2 separate regions of the Homo sapiens genome follow, and region 1 is linked to region 2. A link is a loop called in an ENCODE intact Hi-C map of the cell type or tissue named here. Cell type or tissue: heart right ventricle. All regions are shown on one strand.

Region 1 (8,000 bases), 450 kb before region 2:
ATTTAACACCAGAATTCATACAAGTACCAAAATCAAATTACAGGGTAATATGTGTGAGTTGCGTTTAGAAAAGAGTAAGAATTTTTACTAGAAATTACATTTTAATTCAGTTCTATAGTTTCTATTATAAACCTAAAATTATATAAAAAATCCTTTCTACATATCCATTCTTTCCTGGACTGAGAGTTGCTGCACAGTATGTTTTTTTTCTCTGATATTTTAATGCAATTAGTAATTGAAAGTAGGGAAATTACTGAAATCACGTTTGCAACAAGTTTAGTGAAGCACACTGAAATGGAATATTATTCAAAATTTTAGAAGAGATCTTCATAAAAATGTGCATCTTGTGTAAATGTTGCCCCTTGTACAAAGTTGCAAATTTCTACAACCAATAAAACTGTCTATCTCTCATAAGGACTCCAGGACACAGTGGCTATGTAGAGCTTTCATTGTTGGACAAAGCCAAAATCACACATCTCCAGCATTTGGGAACAAGCATCTTCACTTTGTCAATGTAGAATTCTTCTATGTATTTTGGATAAAGACCCACAGTTCTCCAAATGTGGACCTCAAGACCAGTAGCAACAACCTCACTTGGGAATCAGAAACACATTTTTGGATCCTAGAATCAGACCTAGATTTTCTGAATCAGAAACAGGGGGGCGGTTCCCAGCAAGCTGTTTTCCAGTGAGTCCTCCAAGTGACTGTGATGCAAAGGACAGGTTGAGAACCACTGGATCCATGAGCACGCGATGATTTAGGTTCCTCCATGAAATTAACTTGAAAGAGTCTATTGATGTCTACTGTGAAAACGTGTGTTTTTCTACCCCAGAGGGTCAGGTGTAGGAGAGAAATCTGTCCATGCAGCTGTGACTTCAGAAAGGAGCCTGCCCAGTGGGACTTCTCCCTACTGTTGTGGCTGTCTGAGGTTGGACTAGTCAGCCTGGAAGAGGACTCTAAGCCTAAGTGTGCACACGTGTGCCTTCTGGTTAGCGTTCAGGGTCCATCAGCTGAACCCAACATTCTGCATTCCTCACCATTGCATTGCAAAACCTCTGGCAAGTAATTGTGCTCTCAAGGTCTCAGCAAAGAAATAATGTGTGAAACCTCGAAGGGACCACTAAGGATGAAATGCCTTGGCGTCACATCCTGTCAGATTTTAACCCACCAAATTAAAAGATGACAATTGTCAAATTAATGACTATTTGTTTTTTCCAGTCAATGATACCAGTGTAAGAATTCAGATATTTTTTCCTCATAGTTTGTTGTTTCCAATGGGGGAAAACAGAAGAGTAACATCAGATAGCGAGACACATGCCACGGTTCACATTAGTGTAGAGCAGTGGTTGCCAGTGTGGTCCTCTGAGCAGCAGCAGCAGCAGCATCTGGAAACTTCTTAGAAGTGCAAACTCTCAGGCTCTACCCTAGATCTACTGAATCAGGAACTTTGGAGGTGGGTCCAGCAATCAGTTTCAACAACGTTTAGAAACTGACTCAAATGGCACATTTGAGAACCACTGGTGTTGGGTACTGAATATCATTCACGTGCCAGGAATGCTCCTAATTTTTCAATTTTAAGTGGGAAAGAATTTCACTTATAAGCTGGAACAATCAGAGCAATAATGTTCCTTTATTTTAGTTTAAGCTAAAGCAAATGTCATCTGCTGGAAAAATCAGCTGCAGGCCAAATGTGATTTCCAGTACTTTGACCTAGCCATTAACTGTTTGCTTGTTACAGTTTCAGAAAACGTTTCTCATTTCTTACACCAAGGCATTAAGATGGAATGAGGTGACATAAAATACTTACTATACGCTATTTCACTCTTAACTTGGTTTCTGTTATTTTAATCAGTGGAACCTCTCAATGATTCTCACAGACATCCTTTGTTACTCAGTATCCCATTCTCTTTCTCTTATTTTCATGTTTCCCTTTGTCTTCACCTTGCTGTTTCAACAATAGTTACATGGTAACACAATTCTCACTTCTTTCTACCTGAGTCAATCAGGGGCAGAGTTATTATCCAGGGGTAACTTCCTGCTAATTTCAACATCAGGGTGAAGAAATTCCACTGAATTCTTCACTGAAATCTCCACTGAAACACAGAGGACAGCCTAGCATGGAGGAGAGAGAAATTGTCTCTCTTTGGCAGAATTCCCCACCCTTCCACTGGGTTTGTGGCTGTGGACTCTGGTCCCTTGCAACCTTGACTCAACAGTCAACTGCTGCTTGGAGTGTGGAATCCAGTGGAACCCTTATGCATGGGATTCCTGGTTCTGGTCCACTTCTTGGATGCCCAGTATGAAGTTTGTGGTTTAACGTGTAGACACATTTTTTTCCTACCATCTTGAGAAATTTTATACTGGCCCTATTATGACACCTGTTCATGATTGTACTTGCCTTTCTTTTCTGAAGTAGCTCTCTTCCCAAAACTAGCTTCAATAATACCTGCCTGAGACACAGGTAGTGGACTTTTATAAGAACTACAAAGAGGTATGGTGGCTCACACCTGTAATCCCGGCACTTTGGGAGGCCAAGGCAGGTGGATCACCTGAGGTCAGGAGTTCAAGACCAGCCTGGGCAAACCCCATCTCTACTAAAAAAAAAAAAAAAAAAAAAAAAATTAACCAGGCATGGTGGCAGGTGCCTGTAGTCCCAGCTACTCAGGAGGGGAGAATTGCTTGAACCTGGGAAGTGGAGGTTGCAGATCTTGCCACTGCACTCCAGCCTGGGCAGCAGAGTGAATCCGTCTCAAAACAAAAATAAAAACAAAGAAAAAACTACAAAGATCTGGAAAAGGGCATTGTTATTTGATGTTACCAGTGACCCTCTATACATTCAATAAGACAGTAGGAAAATCGGTCTGTATTAGCATTGAAAAGTATATATTCTGAGTAGAAAAGGGATTTTTAATTAACAGGTTTCCTGGAAAGGTAGCATGGCACAAAGATGAGTGTGAGTATTGGAAAAACCTGAGTCTGAATCCAGTGTCTCATATTGATTAGCTAAGTGAATTTGGTTAAGGTATTTAAGCTGTCTGGGCTTCTATTTCTTTAACTAAAGCTTGAGGCAAGAACATCTGCCTTGCAGAATTGTAGCGATGCTAGATTAGTTAGTTATCATAATACTTGTGACCCATTGTTGAGGGCCAAACATTGGCAGCTATTGCTGTGAATATCCTGGATTAAAAACAAAAAAAAACACATTTTTAGTAGATATAAAATTGTGCACCATCCCATTGTAATGGACAAATTGTATACTTTGAGAAAGAAAACACCTCAAAAGTTTTCACTTTCCTTGAAGGAGAATCCTATTTAACCCCCCATGGTTTAGAAGTGATTATGATCTAAAAAGAAACTCTATGAATCCCTGTCTTCTGATCTCAGTGTCAAATATTTTCTTGGCGGTGTGGCATGATGATTACAATGAGCACGTTGCATCCCTCCGCCTGGGATGTAGGCACACCGATGGCCCTGACTGACCAAGGATGCTGCTGGACCAGCCTCCGCAGCAGCCACTCTCTTATGAGCCACAAGATAGAGGGTAATCCAAGTATCTTTTATTTTCACAATTTATCTGAACCTGGGGAGTAATTTTAACTGGAAGTCAGAGTGAGTCTAATATTGTTCATGGGGCAGAGCCCTGGAATTCATGACCTGGTTTAATATATCATGGGCATGAAATGCTACAATAAACTTAAAATATTTACATCAAAACATGCATCATGCCTTATCAGAGACTGTAAGAAGCTTCATTCTGGTAGGGATAAGTACTGGCAGGCTACCTACGTTTTATGAAAAATATTGAGAGAAAGCTCAAACATGTATAAAATTTAATCCACTGACTATGTTTCTACAAACTGAGAAAACAAATGTCATTATTCTCTTTTTACAATAAAACACCTTGATCTAGATAATAGGAGCCAGTTTCTACTATTCCAGAGGACCAGCAAAGATAAATTATATAATGTCCTTTATGGAGGCATAGGTAACTTTTGAACCCACTTTTCCCTGGCTATTTTAAAATCAGAGCAAACTGCTATATTAGATACTAAAGTCTAAATATCAGAGTAAAATAGGGTCTGGGATGCACTCTTCTTCCCCCTGTACCCCCACCCCACGTACAAATGCTCACTCTAGCTTTGATAGATAATATTGCATCTATTTTCTCTCTGAACCTTTGGCCAAACGCGATAAATTGTGAAAAAGATCTGAGCCAGAAAGAGGCACACAAGGGTTTGATTTGTTGATTTGCATTGGCCTCCAGCGTGGCAAACGTCCTATTTTCCAGTTTCTGAAATCTGTGCACCACTGAGTGTGCACGTATAAATGTTCATGTTACAACAAAATATAGGCATTGGCTGGTGGTGTTTGGAGATCAGATAAGGAAGAGGAAGACTAAATGATGTTTAGCCAGAAGGAGAGGACAAATTAGGGCTGCACTTTGCTTTGCCTAAACCAGCTTTACTTCCTGCTGACGGGTCTTGTGATCCATCTTTTTGACCTTTATCTTCCCTAGAGTCTCCAGACCTCTACTGGCACTGGTCCCAGGGCAGCTGCCGTAATAATTCCACCCCCTGGACTGTTGTACCAGGCATGCTCAGAGCCAGTGAACTGGAAGTGCAGTTTTTAGAAAAGGCCAGTAAGCAGCTTTCTGCCTCCGTAACACCCCCTTTCCCTTTTGGCTGCTCTTAGGTCTGTCCTCAAAACCAATCGTTGGATGATGTTCTAGGTTCTGGCACAATTTTATTCTTGGGGTTATTTTAAGTTCCTAACACCAATCAAAAACTACTAAAACCCCAGACTGTGTGTTAGGTGATTATTCATATTTTGCAAAATGAGTAGGAGAGCCAAAATTCCTGCTGTAATCCTTGTGTAGAGCACCTGATCACCTGCCCTCACAGCCGGCTTCCATGGGAATGGAAATTCTATCTTGAGAGCATTTGGTTCACAGAATCTTATGTATGTATAGAACTAATACTAAAGCGGATTAACCAAGGTGGTAAAAGGAGGCTTGAATTTGTAACCTGGAAACGAAAAATACACAGATCCTTTTTTTTTTTTCCACACAGTCATAAAACCGCCAGTGGTATAATTCTGAATTCCAGTAGAGGGCAAACTTAGTCTTTTAGTTTTCTAGGTATTTGAAAGACACCAGGAAGACAGCCTTTATTTTTACAACAATGCTTCCTCTAACTGTTCACTGCTACTTAAAAGCCACGTCAGCATTAATCACATCTGTCACTAAATTACTTGTCAGGCATTTTGTTAAAAATTATATTACAAAGGAAGGAAACTGACAAGAAACAATATGTTAGACAGAAATAAATTCAGTTTTCTTCCATTAGTTCCCCTCTGGATTCACTAACATCACACCTATTTATAATCTGTTATCTGCATATATAACAAGAATGAGGGGGCACCTACATGTTACTTTAGCCAAGATAAACAAGTTCTTCCTTGTCAATTTTGCTTACTTCTCTCTTAATACTACCATTCCTCAAGAGGAGCCTTGCACTGTATTGAGTTGCTGAGATATTGTACAGAGTACTTGCTAATAGTTATTGCCGAGTGAAAATACAAATGCTCCAGCTATATTTACCCGAATAATCATTTAGCATTAAGATGTACCTACTTAACTGGATTAACATTTGCCACGTTGTTTCTCTATATGAAAAGACACATTCTCCTTGCCCTAAATTGTTTATTTATTAAATAATTATTGAATAGGCAGTTCCAGCAAATGCAGCTTGCTAATAGGCCCTCCTGACTTCAGTTTACTCAACTATAAAATGATGCAAAACAACATGTTCTGGCCATCTCATTGTTTCAAGAATCAAATGAGATAATATTTGTGAAATTCTATGTAAACCAAAAGGTGATATGCAACTATGCTAATCCCTGATGCGTGACATGCTGCTGGGCTCTTCATTTTATTGTACAATTTAACCTTTAGAAGAAGCAAGTAAAGTGGAGGTTCTTATCCTCATTTTACATATAAATGAACTGAGACTCAGGAAATTTTGACTTAGAAAACTGAGGCCCAGAGGGTTAAGCACATTGCTCCAGATCTACACCATGGCTGACAGTATTAGCATAGAAAGAAATTAATTTACCATTATATTCCTAAATATATTTTAATCTTTCCTAGGAGGAGATGGGATGTACTTACTTTTTTTTTTTTTTAGATGGAGTCACCCAGGCTGGAGTTCAGTGGTGCAATCTCAGCTCACTGCAACCTCTGCCTCCTGGGTTCAAGCCATTCTCCTGCCTCAGCCTCCAGAGTAGCTGGGACTACAGGCGCCCACTGCCACACCCGGCTAAGTTTTGTGTTTTTAGTAGAAACCGGGTTTTGCCATGTTGTCCACACTGGTCTTGAATTCCTGACTTAAGGTGATCCACCCATCTCGGCCTCCCAAAATGCTGAGATTACAGGCATGAGCCACCGCACCTGGCCCATACTCACACTATTAACCAAGAAGTTGGGAGTTTAAAGTACAAGGCAAAAAGTACAACAGATATTTTAAGACAATGTGAGGCATGGAAATCCTTATGCTGGAGGGTTAGCTGTGTCTTAAAGGCTGCAGAGATGAAAGCAGAATGCATTGTCCTTGGTCCCACTGGTAGGAAATGCGTGAGCCAAGGTTTTTCAGTCCTATGATAGAGTTACTTAGGACCATGTTGTACAGCAAGACATGAGTGCATGCCAACTATGTAGTGTAGAGAGATTCCAAAGCCAGATAGGTGAATTTGACTTCTCCCCACACACCCCCACCTTTTTTTTTTTTGAGACAGAGTCTTGCTCTGTTGCCCAGGCTGGAGTGCAGTGACACTCCAATTTCAGCTCACTGCAACCTCCACCTCCTGGGTTCAAGCAGTTCACCTGCCTCAGGCTCCTGAGTAGCTGGAATTACAGGCACGCCACCACGCTGGCTAATTTTTGTGTTTTTAGTAGAGACGGGGTTTTGCCATGTTGGCCAGGCTGGTCTCGAACTCCTGACCTCAAGTGATCCGCCCGCCTCAGCCTCCCAAAGTGCTGGGATTACAGGTGTGGGCCACCATGCCCGGCTGGCTTCTCCCTTTTTATTGTTTCCATTTCAGTTTAAATCTTGAGAGTTTGTAAATCATGCTTATGCCTATACAAAAAGAGGATTACGTTTTAGATTGCGTATGACATGAGTGGAGTTGGGTGATGGAGGACTAGAGATGGAGATCTATTTAGGAGATTAGTTGCATCCACAACTCTGGAAAATCCCCTTTGCAGCGTGCATGCAGTTCCACTGAAGCACAGGCAAGAGATGAATACTTTAGGAAGTCATTCAATCAACATTTTCGCATTGCCATGAAAACTGCCAGGCCTCAACCAGAGATACCATGTAGCCCAAATCTCTAAACAAATGTTGAAGATGAGTGCTAAGTTTTCCATACACGGCAAAGGAAAATGATATGCACCTTAGCTGTGTCACATTGAGAAATAAGCAAGTATATCCTTCTAATACCACCCCACATCTGAGCTTCCATGAGTGCAAGGGGAGGCATTTGGGATTCTAACAGTTCTACAGTACACTATCTCTATTGCCCCAACACGACATGAGTCTTGGAAATGGAAGAATAAAAATTACTCAAAGAGACTATAGATTGAAATAAAGTCACTTATGCTTGAAAGTACATATTATCTTTGGAATAACAACCGTGTGCTTACAGAAAAAAATCACTGCTAAACATAGGACATCAAAACCTCTAACTACCTTATGCCACATATTCTCATGGTATACCATCATTCCAGTATAATATGTCACTCTGGGTCACGCATTCTTGACTTATTTATATATCCCTCCATCCTATTCAGACTTCCACTGATGGCAAATGATGTATCTAAGTCCTTGGCATCAGGCAAACTGCCTGGGGAAGAACACACCACTAGCCTACAAAAGCAACTTGTGAAAAGTGGAGGATATCCATGAACTGCATTAGAATGTTGTTTTTTCATAAAATGCAAACAT
Region 2 (8,000 bases):
TGTGAGGCAGCAACAGCATGCAAGACATAGATAATGGTGGTGGGGGCGGAGCAGGGAGAAAGATGGGGAGAGAGATGATAAATACAAAGATACAAAATGAGAGGGAAGTAAGTATTGGCAAGGGTGAGCACAGCCAAGCATTTTCTTACATCCAAACTTTGTTGTTTAAATTTCCTTGGCAAAGCCCTGAGTTGGTGTTAACTCTCTGTTTTAAAACAGATCTCTGTTTTAATGCCCTCCTGTGAGAAACAAATAACTTCCATTGGGTTAAAGCTATTTACATGCAGCAGGTTTATTTTGATAATGAATGTTTAAATATATGCAGCAAGTCTGATTGCTTCTCCCTGTGAGGGATACAGTCCTGGAAGGCTTAGTTATGTCAAATTCCCAGCTGGAAAGGTAACTGCAGGGTCCTGCCCCTGTTTCACCAATGTCTCCAGTCCATGAGAAATGAGCTGCATCTTACAGTCTTTTTTTTTTTTTTTTTTGAGACGGAGTCTTGCTGTGTTGCCCAGGCTGGAGTGCAGTTGTGCAATCTTGGCTCATTGCAAGCTCTGCCTCCCGGGTTCAAGCCATTCTCCTGCCTCAGCCTCCCAAGTAGCTGGGATTACAGCTACCCACCACCACGCCCAGCTAATTTTTTGTATTTTTAGTGGAGACAGGGTTTCGCCACGTTGACCAGACTGGTCTCGAACTCCTGACCTCAGGTGATCGGCCCGCCTCAGCCTCCCAAAGTGAATCTTTATACAGTCCATACAGTCTCCACTCTTATGATGTCACACGCTCCTGGTATTGTTTATTTTCCATTTTCTCCAGTAGAATGTAAGCCCCACAGGGCACAGATTTTTGTTTCTTTTGTTCCCAGCTGTATTTCTACACCTAGAACAGTGCCGGGCACATAAAAGGAGTTTAAAAACTATTCATTCAGTGAAGGAAAAAATGAACACACAATCAGGGACACTCCCAGGTCTAAATAAGACACATTGTTTATCAGACATTCTGAGTTCATTTCCCAGACTGCCAGTGTTGACTTCCCCAGAATTCTGTCTTTTGATTAATATGACCAAAACCACTCTCCTCCTCACGCAAGTTCGACCTTAGCTCATCATTAGACCCAAGAACTAACAGAATCAGGCAGTACTAGCTTTCTATGAATGGGACTCCCCAGTGCCTCTCCCATCACCCACCAGCAGACTGTGGACAGATGCAACATTATCTGCTTCTTTACATGCACAGAAGTTAAATTTAATAAAGATGATGTTGCAAGCATTTTAATAAGAAAAATTCATGCAACAGTTACTGAGCATCTACTCTGTGCAAAGCTCTGTGTTCCCTGCTGGCCTAGCTGCCAGCCTCGCTGGAGAGAAGAAACAGGAAAAAAAAAATCATTCTACCACAATAGAAGAATGAAGAGTGCAATCATGATCATAATGGATGGGCAAACACATTCTGCAAGTTGTATTCTAATCTTCTGCAGCCCACACATGTACACAACGAGGCAGATTTTTACCCTTCTCCTTTCTAATTTGTCTAATATACTTTACATCAATATATCAACAAGAAAATAGTAAGACATACCAATATGTTCCTTTGCAAATATAATTATGTAATCATCTGGCAAACAAATAAACTCCTAGCTAATGCAAAGCTTGCTTTCAAACTATTTTTTTCTTTTTCTGCCCAGAGCAGGCTTACAAATAAATATTGAGTGTGCCAGGACATTGCTCAATTTTTCCTGTGCTAAACTTTTTAAGTGTAGCTGGGAAAGACAGTCTCCTTGCATTTACCTACTTGCCCAAAAGCAAAATGTTATTCATTGGCAGAGAAGAGGTTTCTCCATATTCATTGTATTCACCTGTCAGTAATTCACGTCTGGGTGAAATATCTCAAAATGCATTTTAAACCACTTAACTTTACCAGTTAGCACTTGTCTTCCTTAAGCTCACATTCAAAGCATTCTGCCCAATTATTGGGGCAGATATCAGAGACACACATTATAAACCTCTATGAGCCTGTATCCACCAGTCTCTCACTCCACAAGCCATGAGACATGAGGCACGATGGACAAAGGGCAACGTCGTCAAAGCTGAGAGATGCAATTTCTGCACAACACAATCATGTATTAGCCACGTGACCCTAGCCATCACTTAACCCCTCTACGGCTCAATTTTCTCATCTTGCAACTAAACCCTTAGAAAAGTACTATTTGCTCTGCCTACCTACAGGGCTGAGATTAACGTTCATTAAAATTTTACATGTATTAATAGGTGATTTCATGGAAGCATGTGCTCATAAAAATATCTATGTTCCTTAAAGTAGGCATTTGCATGAGTCTCTCAGAAAACAAAACTGCAAGCATCCCTGACTGAGCTGGTTTTCATGGGTGGTGATCCTATCCTTGGCTGCAGAGCTTATAGGCCATTCCTATATCAAATTATTTCAAAAATGTTTATTTGAGTGCTCTAGGTATCACATGATGAAAGGCATTGGGCATACCAAGATATTTCAGTGAGCTCACAGGACTTTGGAGGAGTTCGGAAAGTCATAATAGAGGGTAATAAAATGGCTTATAAGCAATTCCAACATTCCAGACACCTCCCCCCCACCATAAAATGAAGATATGAAGTTATTGAAATAGTCACAGTAGAGTAGAAAATGAAGCGGAGTCCAAAAGTTCGAGGTGCGTTTGGCGGTGCTTCTGACTTGGATGGAGTGACTCGATCAGTGGCCGCTAGAGAAAGAACAGATGAAGATTAAATAAAAATATAAGATTCATGTTTGGTGATGCAAACACATAAATTTTATTGTGTATGGAGAGGTTGCCAGGGTGTCTTCACCCAGAGGACACATCTCTGGAAAATCTTAGTCAAGTGTACGAGGAATTTGCAGAGTAGATTGAGCAAGAGCTGCTGGCTGGATGAAACATAAGATCTGCCTCCAAGATTCTTACAATCCAGCGTTGCAATGGTCTGAGGCCTGTCAGGGAGAATTTGGGAGGTTCAACAGCAAAGCAGCCACCCATATTACTGTCCTTCTGACAGGTCAGCAGGAGAGTCTCCTCTTGAACCATGAAGGCAGCTGTCCAGGGCATAAGTCTAGTTGACGGGCTCTCTAGCTGTTTTGTGTCCCTTGCTCAGACAACTGTTATTTTAACCCATTCCCCACCCGACCCCTTGGAGTTCCTTAGGCAAGTCTCTAAGAACCTCCACGTATGAAATTTACTTGACCCTAAGAAGTCTAAAACAGCAAAAGAATAAACCGTGTTTCTTATTTATAACCATTTTATCCCTTCAAAAACATATCCATAACTGCAGCCTAGCATTCAGGAGAATTAGATTTTATATCTGCGCATGATATTATGCACAGAGAGGTGAGGCTCAGACAGAAGAAATTATTTCTCAAGGACACCCAGCTAAGGTTGCAGGACTGATACGAAGACCTGGGCTCTGTGCCTTCAAATATACCATCTCCACAAGGGTCAGAAGCTTTATTAAATCATTCACTTGACAAACCTTCTTGGAAGCTGGACACACACCGGGTGCTGGAAGAAAGATGAAGAGGCAGTGGCCCTCATGAGTTCCTGATGGAACTCATTCGACAAAGCCATTGAACGTCAGATGTTTTCTGGTAAATCAGCCTGTTGAGGTAGATTTCCTCCTATGCCCGCCTGACAGGGGATCATGTGGTCTCTGCTAAAATTCTAGTGGACATGGGAATTCACTAGTGTTGGAGGTAACCTGTACATCAGAACTCTTCAAGAAACCCCTTATTTCATTTGTCTTTGTCTTGCTCTGTCTTCACACTTCCCACAGGGGCTTACCTCGGATCCTAGTTCCCTGGCCCTTTTCTTCCCCTTTTTTTGAAAATAATCTGGAATCCCAGGCTTCCCTTCCAGTTCCCACAGCGAGACCTTCTCACCTTGGGCAGCCAAGTTCGAGAGGCAGACAACACTGCCTCCTGGTGGCCAATGCGAGGCTCTACAGAAGGGCGAGCCTGTCCTTGCCAGTCTCTCTGTTATCAACCCAGAAAAAGGGAAAAAAGATATTACTCCCCGTTTTTTGGCAAGTAAAAGTGGAAGGAAGAAAAAACAAGAGCATAACAGAGACATCTGCAGCGTTTGGCCCTGGAATGCAGCATCCTTTTTCTGATCCTAACTTTCACTTGGTGACGCTGAGCTGCCCATCCCCCAGGAGGTGATTGCCTCCGACCCCTCCCCGCAGCACAGACCTTGTCTTCAGGAGAGTCTAGGGTCAGGAGCTTATGGATCCCTATTGAAGCCGTAATCCATTTGATTCACACCACAAGGGCTCCAGCACAGATAATTTTAAAAGTATTGTGGAAACAGGAGAAAAAATAATTAAAACGGAATTTCACTTTTTACTGGCAAGCCTCAAAGGTTATTAGAGACAGTCTAACATTTACTACCTAGCAACATGTCTCACGTCCACTTTTACCTGCTCCAAAATTAGCCCTTATCTTTTCCCCCGAGAAACTGTTCCCTTTCATTCCTCTCCTACCTTTTAAAACAAGCGAAATAACAACACCCGTTCTTCCTACTTCTTCCCTGCCTCCTCTAGGTCTCTACCTGCCCCATCCTTTCTTCTTCTCGCTTCTTTATTCTGAACATATCTCCTCTCCCTATGTTCTTTCCTTCTTCTTCTTGCTGTAGTCCTGTTCATCTCTCTCCTTGTCCACCTGTTCTCATAAATGTCCAAAGCACCTGCATGGGGCTGGCAGATTCTTTTTTCAGTGCAGGGAGGAGAAGGAGCCACCCCCACCCCGAAATGTCAGACCCCTTTTCTGGGCTAGTAAAGGCGCAGGGCTGAGAACGCTGATAGCTGAGATGTTGGGTTAAGCCACATGCACTCCGGTAGCTCTCGGTTGCCTCTCTTGGTCTCATATATGTTTGTGGTCAAAGGAATATACTGGGAATCCACCCCCGCCCCCCACCAGCCACCATCACCACCACAAGACTTACAAACGGAATTTGAAACCATTTTGTGGGAATGGCTGTTTAGAGACCAAAAGAAAAGACAGAGAGTCTTCTGAAGGTTTTCAGACTCTGGCTGTAAACTAATGCTAATTCTCAGATAAGCTAAAAATAATGTCCCCACAGGCGGGCTTCTGGAAGCCAGGCCACAGATCTTCTCAGCTTGACTCTATATTACAGTGAGCCCCGTGGAATAATAGGCACAATTTGTGTTTATTTCCCCAGCCCCAGAACATGTATTGAAAGTAGGTTATGTTTAATAACTGGTGGGATCCCTACATTGAACTGTGGAGTGAAGACTATCATGGTAGAAAAAGCCAAGCGACAGCCCCTAGAACCACATCGTCTCCGCCAAAATAATAAAGCAAAAGCAATACTGCATGTCTGGGGGCACTTTAGGGATCAATGCTAGCACAACCTGTAGGGTAAGAATAATTGCACATGCCCATCCGCCTTACCTGTTTATATGATGCAAAGACCAGCTGAACCTTGGGGAATGACTGTAGTTATTCCCCAAGATTACTTGGGGTTACTGCACACATAATTAGGTGGTGATATCTATGTAGCTGTGGCTCCATGTGTGGCATCTTTACTGAAACAAATCAGCATGGCCCTGCCACCCCGGATGCAGCTGTGGACTTGGTGTATAATGTTTCTGCACTTTTATCAGGAAAGATTCTCGGAAACCGTTCGCCCTCATGTGGCAGGAGCATCAGTACACCTTCACGATCTCATCTCATGGTTATACTAACTCTCTTGTTTTGATCATAAGACAAATAAGAGAGAACTGGAATATCTTAACATCCCACAGGCATCCCAGTATGTCAATAATATTTTGCTAAATGAATCTGATAAGAGGAAGGAGCAGGTGTCAAAGAAGGTGACAGATAAAGTTCACTAATATTTGGGAGTCTGCCACAGTGATAAAGTTTTCCAGAGAGCCAGTGGTCTCAGATATATTAGAATATCTCCTCTGAAGTGAGAGATATGTTGTAACACTTTGTAGCATTGATGTCAAAAAAGTACATAACCCTTGATAGACTATGCATTTTGAAGGACACATACAGGATATTTCAGCATGCTTCTATATTATAATTATTGGCTAACCTCCAAGATTGCCAGTGTGGAAAGTGGAGGGAATAAAGAGAAAGAAGGTTCAGGAAGTAGTTCAAGCTGTCTTGTTCCTTAGGGCTTGTGCTTCAACACATACAATAGCATTTCCTGTGTGTAAGACGGATAAGATATTCTATAGAGACGTTGACACATCACTGCATAGATCCCCTGGGTTCTGGAATGAAGCTGTGCCCTCTTCTGCCAGCAACTATCCTCCATTTGATAAGCAGGTCCTGGCCTCCCCTTGACCCTGGCAGAAACTTTGACCATAAGATACCAAGTGACTGTGCAATTTAAACTGCCCAACAGCGGTGTTTTTTCTGATCTACCCAGTCATACAATCAGATATAAATTGTAGTATTCACATACACATTGGTAACAGTCTGTATTAGAACAGGCACAAGTAAATTACACAAGTCGCTGGGTAGTTCACTCATCCGGTACCAATGCCTGTCGCTGTGTCTATACTTTGTCCTTAACATATGTCTGTGGCCTCATAGGGGTTTCTTATGAAAAGTTAACAAAAGTATAGTACTGATTACAGATGGCTTTGCATAATACACATATAACCAGCCAAAAGTGTATTGTAGCTCCACACAGGGATAACTCTAAAAGACAGTAGTAGAGAAAAATCCTTCCAGGGAGCAGAGTCCAGGAAATAAATCAGATTGTGGATTTCTGTGGAATGAGAGATGGCCTGAGTTACCCAGAATGATCTGATAGCACAGGCTATCATATTGGACCACTGCTCAAAAACTTAAAAATAACAAGTTTGGAAGATGGACGTCAAAGTAGTCTGAAAAAAAAAGTATATAGATAACTAGCTCTTGGAGTTGTCACAGTTACGAAGATACTTGTTTCCCCCACAACTGCCCCCCACATACCCAGAGACCATCCAATGAGATGTAGGCTTCCAATAATCAAGTGGAAAAGATAACCCATGTTACAAATATTAGTGTCTCCTCCAGCACCTGTGCATTGGTCTAAAGCAGGGGTCCCCAACCCCCAGGCCATGGACCAGTACTGGTTTGTGGCCTATTAGGAACCAGGTCACATAGCAGGAGGTGAACGGCGGGCAAGTGAGCAAAGCTTCATCTGTATTTATAGCTGCTCCCCATTGTTCACATTACTGCCTGAGCTCTACCTGCTGTCAGGTCAGAAGTGGCATTAGATTCTCATAGGAGTGCGAACCCTGTTGTGAACGGTGTATGCAAGGGTGTATGCAAGGTGTAGGTGGCATGCTCCTTATGAGAATCTAATGCCTGATGATCTGTCACTGTCTCCCATCGCTCCCAGATGGGACCATCTAGTTGCAGGAAAACAAGCTCAGGGCTCCCACTGATTCTGCATTATGTTGAGTAGTATAGTTACTTTATTACATAGTACAATGTGATAATAATAGAAATGAAGTGCACAATAAATGTAATGCACTTGAATCATCCCAAACCATCCCCCCATTCCCCTGGTCCATGGAAAAAGTGTCTTCCGTGAAATCGGTCCCTGGTTCCAAGAAGGTTGGAGACTGCTGGTCTAAAGGACACAAAGCAGTTGTGATGACAGCATTGAATAGCATGCATATACACAGAAATGGGGGGTTCTCTCCACCCTGCCTGCCCCATGAACTGCCCAATCTTCTAAGAGCAGAGGCCAGCACTGAGCCTAGGATTTGGCACCATTTTCCACAGAACAAGAAAGCGCCTGGGGGCAGGCTAATTACTCCAGCCTTTCTCCATCGTGGCAGGTGCTGCTGTGTGCCATCCCAGGGAGAGGCCCCAACTCCAGACATGGATTTGCCTTTGCTACCCATGACATACCTATACCATCATCATTGGTGAAATTAGCAAATGTCTTCTTCATGGCAATGTAATTCACAAAATTTCACCTCTAATAAGGCATC

The links. Hi-C counts contacts between places; a loop is a spot of excess contacts. Peaks named below come from ENCODE experiments on the same cell type or tissue, not always from the same donor. Only the 100,000 strongest peaks of a DNase experiment are listed, where the experiment ranks them.
Region 1: a loop joins it to region 2, with 16 times the contacts of the local background. A loop is called at or near these places in 18 of 110 quality-filtered maps.

Annotation. Positions count from the first base shown.
Region 1 is chr7:153,832,459-153,840,458 of GRCh38, reverse strand. It overlaps a transcript of DPP6 not described here. Among named protein-coding and RNA genes, the nearest start is that of DPP6, 220 kb to the left of the region's middle. In heart right ventricle, no CTCF peak of the experiment used is centred here; a DNase peak (open chromatin) is centred at 4,570.
Region 2 is chr7:153,377,702-153,385,701 of GRCh38, reverse strand. No RefSeq gene overlaps it. Among named protein-coding and RNA genes, the nearest start is that of LINC01287, 31 kb to the left of the region's middle. In heart right ventricle, CTCF peaks have their summits at 3,756 and 3,961 (motif pointing left); no DNase peak of the experiment used is centred here; H3K4me3 peaks cover 375 bases.